2 separate regions of the Homo sapiens genome follow, and region 2 is linked to region 1. A link is an interaction called in ENCODE POLR2A ChIA-PET data of the cell type or tissue named here. Cell type or tissue: PC-9. All regions are shown on one strand. Links, peaks and the distances in the headings refer to the core of each region. The heading gives the core; the rest is flanking DNA.

Region 1 (5,390 bases), core at 154-5,153:
TAGACTCAAGTATTTCTTTAAATTCCACGTAATAGCTTTTCCGTTCTTGGTGTTTTATAACACACTTCTGAGCCATGATTCAGAAAGTGAGGGAAATTCTCTGTCTTTCTCTCTCTCTCTCAAGTTGAGTTATATAAAAATTACAATTGTAAGGTGAAGCTCTAACAGAAGGCCACAGGAGTTGCTATATGTACTGTTCTCACTGACCCATCACTGCAACTTAAGTCAGTTCATGTGGACTTTCTTTGAGGGAACGCCATTTCTTTAGGCATTAAATCTAAACTTCTTTCCTTTGGGTTTTGTTTTGCTTCATTTTTGCCAGACTCTACAATCCGCCCTAGAAAGCCTGAGTATTACATCTTCATTCTGTCATTTTCAACCCTGTTTTCTCTCTTGACAAGGATAGACATGTTATTTTGCTGATATCACTGTTGAGTTGTATGAGGCCTTCTCCCTTTATGCAGGGGCCACCAGAGTAATCAGTTTTATGTAGCTGCCACTTCATACTACTGTATCCTAACAGCAGACATGCTAGCAATTCTCTTCAGTTTAATTCAATAAATTGGCCACATGGGTCTATTTATTAGCTGATATTGGCCTCCAACATCTAATATAACAAATATTACCGAAAAGAAATAGGGTTGAAACTATACCTAAGATTACAGAGGGAAATAGTCAAGCATCTGAGGAAAAGATCTTGTTTTTCCCTGCTATTAAAAAACTTAACTGTAAAAAACACTGTATGTAGTTCTATAGACGGCATGCATCATCAGGCTGTGAGTACAGACACGGAGATGGTTCCTTTAAATAAACACAGGTGTCAGGACGCTTAAGCATGTAAATGGAGGTCACACCTTATTTTTTCTGTAAGCTTAAAGTCTTAAAAAGTCGTGGTCTGGATCAACAGGAGCAGGGGCTGTATCAAGGCATGGTCCATTCCCTGCTCCGCATTTGGCTGGGAAAGACTTGGTCCTTGGCTGGATCTAAAAAGTGCCCTAAAAAAAAAAGCCCTACTTTATAGCAGTGAATAGTAAACTGGAGATAGCATGTTGGAATACAAGTCTTGAGAGAAGGTGGAATCCTCTATGAAAAAGAGAGAGCCTCAGAGAGGGGAGACAAGAACCCAAGAATCACAAATGTTTTGTTTCTCTGCAAGAAAGAATGCCAAGGTGCAAGACTATCCCGTTCTCTTATTCCAAGCTGCCCTCATGTAATGAATGCTCTCAGCCACTCACTCGAATACGTTTCTTTTGAAATTAGAAGTAAAACCTAACACTTATGTTGCCAACTTAAAGAGGTTTGGTTGTATTTAAGAGCACACGGATATTAGCCTCCAACAGTTTTAAAGAAGCTAAGAACTGACATTTATCCAGGACCCACTATGTGCCAGGGCTACCTACCATGTTTCCTCATTTGAATTCCATAACCACCCATGGTGGTGTGCATTATTATGTTTACTTTATAAATGTGAAAGTTGGAGCCCAAAGATGAGGAGTAATTTGTTCAAGGCCACACTGTCTAGAACATGGAGCAACCAGGCCTGTCCAATTCCAAAAGCCACGTTCTATCTCAAAAGCTTCTTTTAGAATATTTGATACAGTCCTCATAGAGATTTATGAAATAGAATTTTATCTTGAGAAACTAAGAAACACAGAAGAGAAGCTTTCCTCATCACTACATCTGGATCCAATAAACTTAAAAATATTTTTTTAAGATACATTACATTTGGTTTCTTTCTCTTTTTAAATTTGTAGTCCAAATTATCCCCATCCTCTCAGCAAAATGAAATAGTAACCTCTATGATAAATTATGAGATTATCTATAATGTGAAATCATCATGAAGTCCAAAGAGAAAAGAAATGAAACAACTATTATGTTTTAAAACTTGAAATATTCAAGAAGGATACATATAGAATATACATTTTTAAAAAATTAATTTTTTAATTAACAAAAATTGTGTATGTTTATGGCATGCAGCATTATGCTTTGAAATATGTATACATTGTGGAATGGCTGAATCAGGCATATGGCTTACCTCATATACTGATCATTTATTTGTGGTGAGAACACGTAAAAATATACTCCTTTAGTTTTTGAGTATACGAAGCACTGTTATTACATATAGAGAACAGAATATACTATAAACATTCATAAAGGGCAAGCTGAAAAAATTACATTCCTTTATTTCATGGTAGTTTTAAATTTTTATATTAAAAACTATTATATTAAAGCTTTAAAATAAAATGCTATATTACAAGGGTCTTTATGACTCAAAGAGAAACAAGGAAAATTAGAGTATATTTCATAAAATTTAAAGGAAAGCTCTTTTATTTGAAATATATAAGAAGAAAAACACATTATATTTCTTTAAGAGACTTTAGACCTTCCTCCTTGAGTTTTTGTTTTTCATGTGTCCACTTTTTAAATGTTTCCATTTCCTCCACACACATATTTCTGAAGAGTTATGAGCAGGAAGTTTTCTCACGTATTTTCCCAAGTAGAAAGGCCTCCAGCTGCACACAGACTTTCCCATTGCCCCAGTATTAAAGTTCTGGGTAAAATTTTAATTACTAATTTAGGAAAGATGAGACATTTTAAAATTTAATACAGTTTGCCCTTTTTACAGACCATGTAGAATAAAGCCTCAGTATGCTTGAAAAAATCTCTTAGCAACTGAGAGCGGAGCTGGCCAACAATGGATGATTCATTGATTTAGCTTGAGTGTGCAGGAATGTCTGCCAAAAGGTCTGAATAAACTCACATTGCTAGACACTATGGTAAAATGTACCCTGACCTCTTTTAAAACTCTATCAGAGCGGAAAGTTAAACTTGCAGCTTTCCAGCAATTCACTGGCATCTGGAAACACACTTGAATTATAATATCTTGCTTTTATAACAATCGATAGATTATTATTTTCACCTAATTAGACAATGGCTGCTACTAATTGGAGGTTTCTAAGGGGACACCACCGTGCTTTTAAGCACTAAAAATAATGGTTTCCTATTCAATTTAAATCTGAAAGGAGGCTTTTTGAAATCCCAAACTGAAAGAACTGATTGTTGGTTTTTGGTAATATTGACCCAAGGGTTATGAAACATTACCCTAAACAATAATTTGTGCATTTAAAATTGGTAAACATTATGTAACAGATATCCCATGTCTCTAAGTTTATGCATACATGTAAAGATTATATATACCAGGACATCCTAGCTTATATTTATATAAAATTCAAAAAGCTCGGCTCTTTTGGTTACATCTATCATTTGTCTCCTCAACATCCTTTTTAGGGGCAAGTATTATTTCTCCTGCTTTAGAACTGGAAGACCACGCATGTGGAATTTTAAATTGTTGGCTTGCATTCATAGGTATTCAAATCAAGTGCAGGCCCGGGCTTACAAATGGATATTCTAGTTTAAAATTGAGTATTAGACGCATTGCACTACTTTATCACTCACAACTTCAGCAGCTATAATAAAAATAATCCATGAAACCAAATCCTTGTTTCCCAGTGGTGAACAAAGATATACTTCCTGGTTTCTTTTGCCCTTCACAAATGTAAGCATAGAGCATGGAACGTTCTGCCTTGAAAGAGCTGTGCTTTTGTCTGCTTTACTTCTTCTTCCTCATCTTTCCCCTTACCTTTTTCTCCTTCTTCCTTTTTTTTTTTTTATCTTTTTGTGGTAAAATATTCAGGATTAACTGAACAATTCTCTGCTCCACCCCAGAGGTAACCATGTTTATCAATTTGAAGTACTCCTTTTCATATTGTTTTGTGGAGCATTTCCATGATTAAATGAACACATAAAGGTATATCATTTTGATTTACATGTTTTCCCTGTTTAATATATTATCACATATTGTTCTATAACTTACTTTACAAAAAAAGTACTTCTTGGAAATCTTTTCATACCTGTACATTTGAATCCATTTCATTTTTAAAATTGCTAAAAAGTATGTCACAGTGTTAGCTTACTTTCTGAAATGGGGCAAGTTATACACATCCACTAAAAATACAGCTGTTCTTCCAGAATAACCTAGATGGTCATATAGAACAAAACAGCATATGGAAAAGTACAAATGAGTGAAGAAATTTAGCCTATTTTTTTTAACTTACTTCACTCTTGACAATTATATGTATCCAATAGCACCAGAGGCAATGAATGGGCTTGTTACACTGGATGCTAAAATCCAAGTAGTAAGACGAATATGATGGGGATCTTGCCAGAAAGGGGCCTTGTCACTTGGAGCAGAGGAGTAGAGAGCTTTATGGGTCAAAGCTGAATAGAACACACACGGTTCCTGCCCTCATGGGGGTAACAGTCTAACTCTTAAAGACCTTCCAACTTCACCCCTCCTTTCCATTCCCACAGTAACTGATAGTCTAGACCAAACTTGTCCAACCCACAACCTGCATGCCACATGCAGCCCAGGATGGCTTTGAATGCAGCCGAACACAAATTCACAAACTTTCTTAAAACATTATGAGATTTTTTTGATGATTTTTTTTTAGCTCACCAGCTATTGTTAGTCTTGGTACATTACATGTGTGGCCCAAGACAATTTTTCTTCTTCCAGTGTGCCCCAGGGAAGCCAAAAGATTGGACACCCCTGGTCCAGACTTTCCACATTTCTGGTGTGAACTATTGCAGGAACCCCTATGTGGTTTTCTTGAGTCTAGTGTCTTGAACTGCTAATCCACAGCAGAGATATTCCCAAAGAGAAAGATCTGATCATGTCACTGCCCAAATGAAACACCTTCATTATTTTCCCTTAAATGACAATACAGGACAAAGTGTAATCATCTCAACCTGACATTCACAGTCTAACTTCCCAATTTTTCTCCTGTTACTTTAAGTTCTAGTCACATCAAACTTCCTACTGGTCTGTGGAGATTCTACGTCACACTTCTATGCTTTTTCACATACTGCCTAAAACGTTGTTTACCTTTTTCCACCTGGATCTCCTGCTTGTTGCTCTACACCGGCTTCAACATTGCCTCTTTGGTAAAGGGCTACCTGACTTCCACAGCAGGGATTTACTTCTTCTGTGCTCCCAAAGCAGGTTGCATTCACCTCTATAATGGCATTTCATGCTGTTTCAGCATTATTTGTAATGCATATATAAGTTTTCAACTTTATTTATAAGAAATTGTACATATTAGTTAAAAATCAATTGTGAAGCACCTACCTATGCTAAAGTTTTTGTCAAATCTTAAGTTATCAGTCATAACTCATTGCTATACTAGTCCTCAGCCCTACTTGAGTTGTTGGACTGCAAGTTAATTGGGAAGATCCAAAGCCAATTGTAATCATAACAATTCTCCTTATGTATATATCAACAGAGATTATGAAATTATAGATTAGCTGAGCACAGTGGCTCAGGCCTGTAA
Region 2 (5,390 bases), core at 259-5,258, 1.6 Mb after region 1:
CTCCAGATACTTAACAGTTTATAAATCTAGTGTTCTAAGAAGTATGTTAAAAAAAACACCTTATTCCTGCTTCCATGTGAATTATATTACCTATGAAGCATCATTGTACATTTATGTAAATTCACATTTGCTAAATCACACTGAGGGAAAGCTTAATATAATCATTTCATCATTATATAATCCATTCAGTATGATTGCATTTCCTCCTGATGCAATTTGATAAACTTGTGTTTGTATAGCTGCAAGATAATGTTCCACAGATAATGCAGTTTTATACATTTTATTTTCAATGCTTTTTAGTGGGTGTATGTGTATGCTATGTAGAGAAATTAGATGAAGTTTCTCTTAACTTCATTATGGGCAACAAAATTCCTTGGCTTTGTTACAGTTTACTAGGCCCCATAGTGAAAACACCTCTGAGTGTAGGCCAATTCTAGAATACAAAATTACTTGTGATCAGAGCTGTAATATGAGATTGAAATTTGTTACACAAAGAGGTTACTATCCTTTTTTTGAGGATAATTAAACAATTTGTTTCTTTAAAACAAATTAATAGTGATTGTTTCAGGATAGTATAAAGTACAATTTAATCTTTAACAGTGAGAGAGGCTTTGTAGTGGGGTCTCAGTGGTTAAGTCCAATTCTGGGACAAGTAAAAATGTTTTAGGGTCTTATTACAGAATGAAAACTATATTGTTTCTTAAGGAATTTAATGAACTAAAAAACATTTTTGCTTAACACTCTTGATTTGTAGTACATCGACCAAGTATCTTCATTTAACAGAAAGTACATACTTTTGTTAAATAATGAAGTTTTCTGGAAATCTGTTAACTAAGGGTACTTAGAGTAGGAATGTGAATATTTCAAATTTCAAATCATCCTTTTCTTATGACAAAACTCTTTTTGTGGCATTACACTGCTTTAGAATAAAGTTCATTAATGCTTGCTTAAAAAAACATAAGGGGTACTGTATGTGTCAAAAATAAAAAGTTGGAACTTCATAAAATTATAGGATTTTTTTCTTCCTTTCCCACCTCTACTGTTTTGTCATTGCTCTTTGAGATGAAAGAGTCTAAACCTGTATGTTTATTTAACTGTTGGATTTCTTGTTTCTCAATTAGGAAATGAAAGCAAAAATCTACACTTGATTTTATAATTGACCTATTTGTTTTCAAAAGTATGCACATAAATGTCAAAATTTAAGTCTAATGTAAGCTATTTACCCTAAGCATTAACATATCTGTGTAAAAATGGTTACCCATATTGCATGTTTAATTACCTTGGTGTTTAAGAGCTCTGATGAATATTAATAATTTACCAGGATTTGATCTGGAATTATTTTCACTCTGTGATATTAGAAAACTCTTAAAAACACCAACATTATGTTTTATTTCTGTCACTACATAGCAATTCCTGGGCAACATAGAGGTGACATGAAGAGTAAGAGAGAAAGGGGATTAGATGTCGACACTTGGGATTGAGCTGTTAGAAATAGTATGTTTGTCTAAAGAGAGGAAATGAAATTTTTTTTCTTTTTTCTATGCATAAGAAATGAAATTTTGTGGGGTAGGTGAGGAGATCTCTGGTTTGTGATCTTCTTTATTGACTTAATGCATTCTTTCAATATCTATAGGAAGTTATGTCAGTAACTGGTAGATAAATTCTGGCATTACATACCAAACAGGAGAGACAAGCTTCTGCCTTCATTGGAGCTTATATTCTCTTTAGGGATAGCAAAAAAAAATAAGTAAATAAGACAATTTCATTGACTAGTAAGTGCTATGCCAGAAATAACAGAGGGTAGAGTGATAAAGAATGATTGGTGGAGTGATTTTAGATTCAGTGCTCTGGTAAGGTCTCTGAAAAGGTGATAATTAAGATGATGAGAAAGCACCAAGTGGTGGCTGGTTTCTTAAAATGAGGTATTAAATTACCTAGATCAACATATTGGATAAAATATATAATATTTAAATGCTTTAAACTCTTAAGCTCTAAAAAGATAGCCATTTTTTTAATGATAGCCTGTAACTAGGTAGGGACAGTAGATAAGGATGGTTTAATGCTGTGCAGAAAAGGAAAACGAAATGGAAAGAGATTTTTAAAAGAAGTACCAAAGGCCAGGTACAGTGGCTCATGCCTGTAATCCCAGCACTTTGGGAGGCCGAGGCGGGCGGATCACTTGAGATTGGGAGTTCGAGACCAGCCTGATCAACATGGAAAAACCCCGTCTCTACTAAAAATACAAAATTAGCTGGTCATGGTGGCACATCCCGGTAATCCCAGCTACTCGGGAGGCTGAGGCAGGAGAATCGCTTGAACCCGGGAGGCAGAGGTTGTGGTGAATTGAGATCGTGCCATTGCACTCCAGCCTGGGCAACAAGAGTGAAACTCTGTCTCAAAAAAAAAAAAAAAAAAAAAGTAACAGAAGTATGGCCATAGACTGCCTTTCATAAGTATTTGTGTTGCAGGTACATGTAGCCCATCTTGGCTGGAGATGGTCCAGTCTCATACTGTCCCCCAAAGCAAATGTAAGCCTCTACAGATGAGACATATTATCCTAGACCTCAGTGAACCCCTACAATTACATTTTCCAGCAAGTAGTCAAAGATAACAAAGCATATGGAGAAACAGACAACTGAAGGAGAACCAGCAAAAAGAGACAGCAGAATTGGAATTCCATAGACTTGGGATATTAAAAATATTAGACACATATTTAAAATAACTATGCTTATGAATTATAATACATATGAAGATATCTCCAAGGAAATCACAAAAAGCAGCATAGCAGATTTGAAAAGGAACCAGACAAAACTTTTGGAAATGAAAATCCCAGTAACTGAAATTTAATAAGCCTGGTTTTGTGTTGAGTACTTTGTATCAAATGAATTCTCCTACTGAAACCTTATAAACGTTAGGCCATATATATATATACAACAGCTATTTGAAAGCCTTGGAGAGCAGCCGGTGTAGGTTCGACTTGAGGGTCTGTGATTCTTGAGAAAAGAGAAGCTCATGAAGTGATCTCCATATTTATTCTGGTCTTTTCCTTGAGGGAATTTTCTAATTCTCAGTGCCAGATGGAGATCAAGCAAAAAGAAGGAGTTTTACATGGCTAAGGAGCCCAGAGAGGCTGGTAACGGAGGCCTAATCGTGGGGGTTGGGGGTGAGAGGAGAACTGCAGAGAACTGAATATTCTGCACATAATATCTGCATATAAGTTCTCCTTCAAGTATGGTAGTTTAATCACTACCCAGGCCCAGGGCAGGATTTCTGGAAACCCATCTGATAACAGTGACTTTGAGGCTTAAGAGCTGAGCAGAAATTTCAGCAACTTTGAAATACAGATTGAGTTCGAATGCATAAGATAACTAGTAATTGGTACACTGAAGCCATTATCTAAAAAGTATATCCTTTATGATATATTCACCTGTGTAAATTGTGTTCTTAAAAGCTAAAGATGAGAGAATTTGTTTAAAGAAATACAGTAATAGGCTAAGTTCTGTGATCTTTATCTTATATGGAGGAGTAAGGCTGTGTCCCAAATGCAAATACAGCTTCAGGTATTTGAGATTAAATTAAGAAAATACAGTAGTCCCCTCCTTATCCATGGGGAATATGTTCTAAGACCCCCCAGTAGATGCCTGAAACCACAGCTAGTACTGAACTCTATGTGCAGTGTCAGTTAATCTGATAAAAGTGACTGTGTGGGTGGGGAGGGAAGGGTAGCACATACAGCATGAATGCACTGGCAAAGGAACAATAATGTCCTGAGTGGGACAGGGTGGTGTACGATTTCATCACACTACTCAAAATAGTGTGCAATTTAAAACTTTTGAATTCTTTATTTCTGGAATTTTTCACTTAATATTTTCAGACTGTGGTTGACTGTGAATAATTAAAACCATGGGTCGTGAAACTGCAGATGAAGGAGGCCTACTGTATTACACCTTTGATCATAATTGTCCACTATCTGAATGAAGCAATATATGATTCTTACTAACTTTTCACTTGCTGTACCAGATTGCTACAGAAGGTAAGACCTACTTAGAGGTCAAGGATATCCTTGTGTTGGTCCATACATAATTCTTTAAGTCATCTTTGTTTTTATCTTGCTAAGGGTTTCCAATATATCTTTGTTCTTATATATAAACAGCTTTTAAATGCTTAGGAAAATTTGATGTAAGTACTAAAATGTCCTCAGGATTGACCAGTACATTTAATGCATGACCAAATACATTCAACATCCACAGGAACATACAGCATTCAGGAGCTTGTTTTTTATAGGTCATTGAATTTTCTACAGAGCTACTGCTGAGAATTATTTTTTAAAGTAATATGCTTGTCTCAAATATGCTTGTCTAAGTCAATAAGTCCATTTCACTAGAAAGTTTCCAGGCAGTAAATAAAGCAATACACTGAGCGAATTTTTATTGTCTCGAGTGACATAATGTCTCTAGTTTTCTTACAGTTCACAGTGGTTTTACTACAGAAGCACAACAGTCATTCCTGTTCTCTTAGTGGAATTATTCATGGCTTTTAATAAGGTAGATTTTATTATGTTTCAAGATCTTGAATTTTTTTAGGCTTCTGTTTCCATACACACACGTACACATTTAATATGGCTTTCTGAAGTACCTTTAAATCAGAATTTATCTTACTTTTGCTGTGTTTAAAGCATTTTCTATTGAACTTTTCAATGAAATTCAATAAATGTAATATTTTTCAACTTTCCCAAAAATTTAATATTAAGGCTGATTTATAGAAATTCATCTAAAACTTTGCTACTCAAACTGTGGTTCATGGACTAGCACTCTTTGGCCATCACATGGGAGCTTATTAGAAATGCAGAATCCTCCTCCTCCCCCATGCTGTCACTTACTGACTCATAATCTGCATTTTAATAAGCTCAGGTGATTCATATACACATTTAAGTTTGAGAAGTGTAGATCTACAGATCTAAAAGCTTATTTACTAGTGCTTATACTTCATCTAGTTAACCCTCAAAGGGAAAGAGCCCTGTGTTTTAGAAAATGTATACCACAGCATGAAAGATCAAGGTATTTTAAAAGGTTTCTAGGAATATCTTAGAGGCTGATATAATCTGTTCTTTTTGGAAACAATAATTTTTATTTTCTTTTTCTTTTTTTTTTGAGATGGAGTTTCACTGTTGTTGCCCAGGCCAGAGTGCAATGGTGCGATCTCGGCTCACCGCGGTCTCTGCCTTCTGGGTTCAAGCGATTCTCCTGCCTCAGCCTCCCAAGTAGCTGGGATTACAGGCATGCACCGCCATGCCCAGCTAATTTTGTATTTTCAGTAGAGGCAGGGTTTCTCCATGTTGGTCAGGCTGGTCTCGAACTCCCGACTTCAGATGATCCACCCACCTCAGCCTC

The links. ChIA-PET counts read pairs that join two places held together with the same protein. Peaks named below come from ENCODE experiments on the same cell type or tissue, not always from the same donor. Only the 100,000 strongest peaks of a DNase experiment are listed, where the experiment ranks them.
Region 2: POLR2A ChIA-PET joins it to region 1 with 5 read pairs; 2 of 35 experiments call an interaction of 5 or more read pairs at or near these places.

Annotation. Positions count from the first base shown.
Region 1 is chr1:85,404,637-85,410,026 of GRCh38, forward strand. The region is part of intron 1 of DDAH1 (dimethylarginine dimethylaminohydrolase 1); the gene reads right to left. Among named protein-coding and RNA genes, the nearest start is that of DDAH1, 58 kb to the right of the region's middle. In PC-9, for the core only: no CTCF peak of the experiment used is centred there; a DNase peak (open chromatin) is centred at 2,735; H3K27ac peaks cover 1,061 bases.
Region 2 is chr1:86,994,046-86,999,435 of GRCh38, forward strand. All of the region lies in intron 1 of HS2ST1 (heparan sulfate 2-O-sulfotransferase 1), which reads left to right. Among named protein-coding and RNA genes, the nearest start is that of HS2ST1, 82 kb to the left of the region's middle. In PC-9, for the core only: no CTCF peak of the experiment used is centred there; no DNase peak of the experiment used is centred there; H3K27ac peaks cover 40 bases.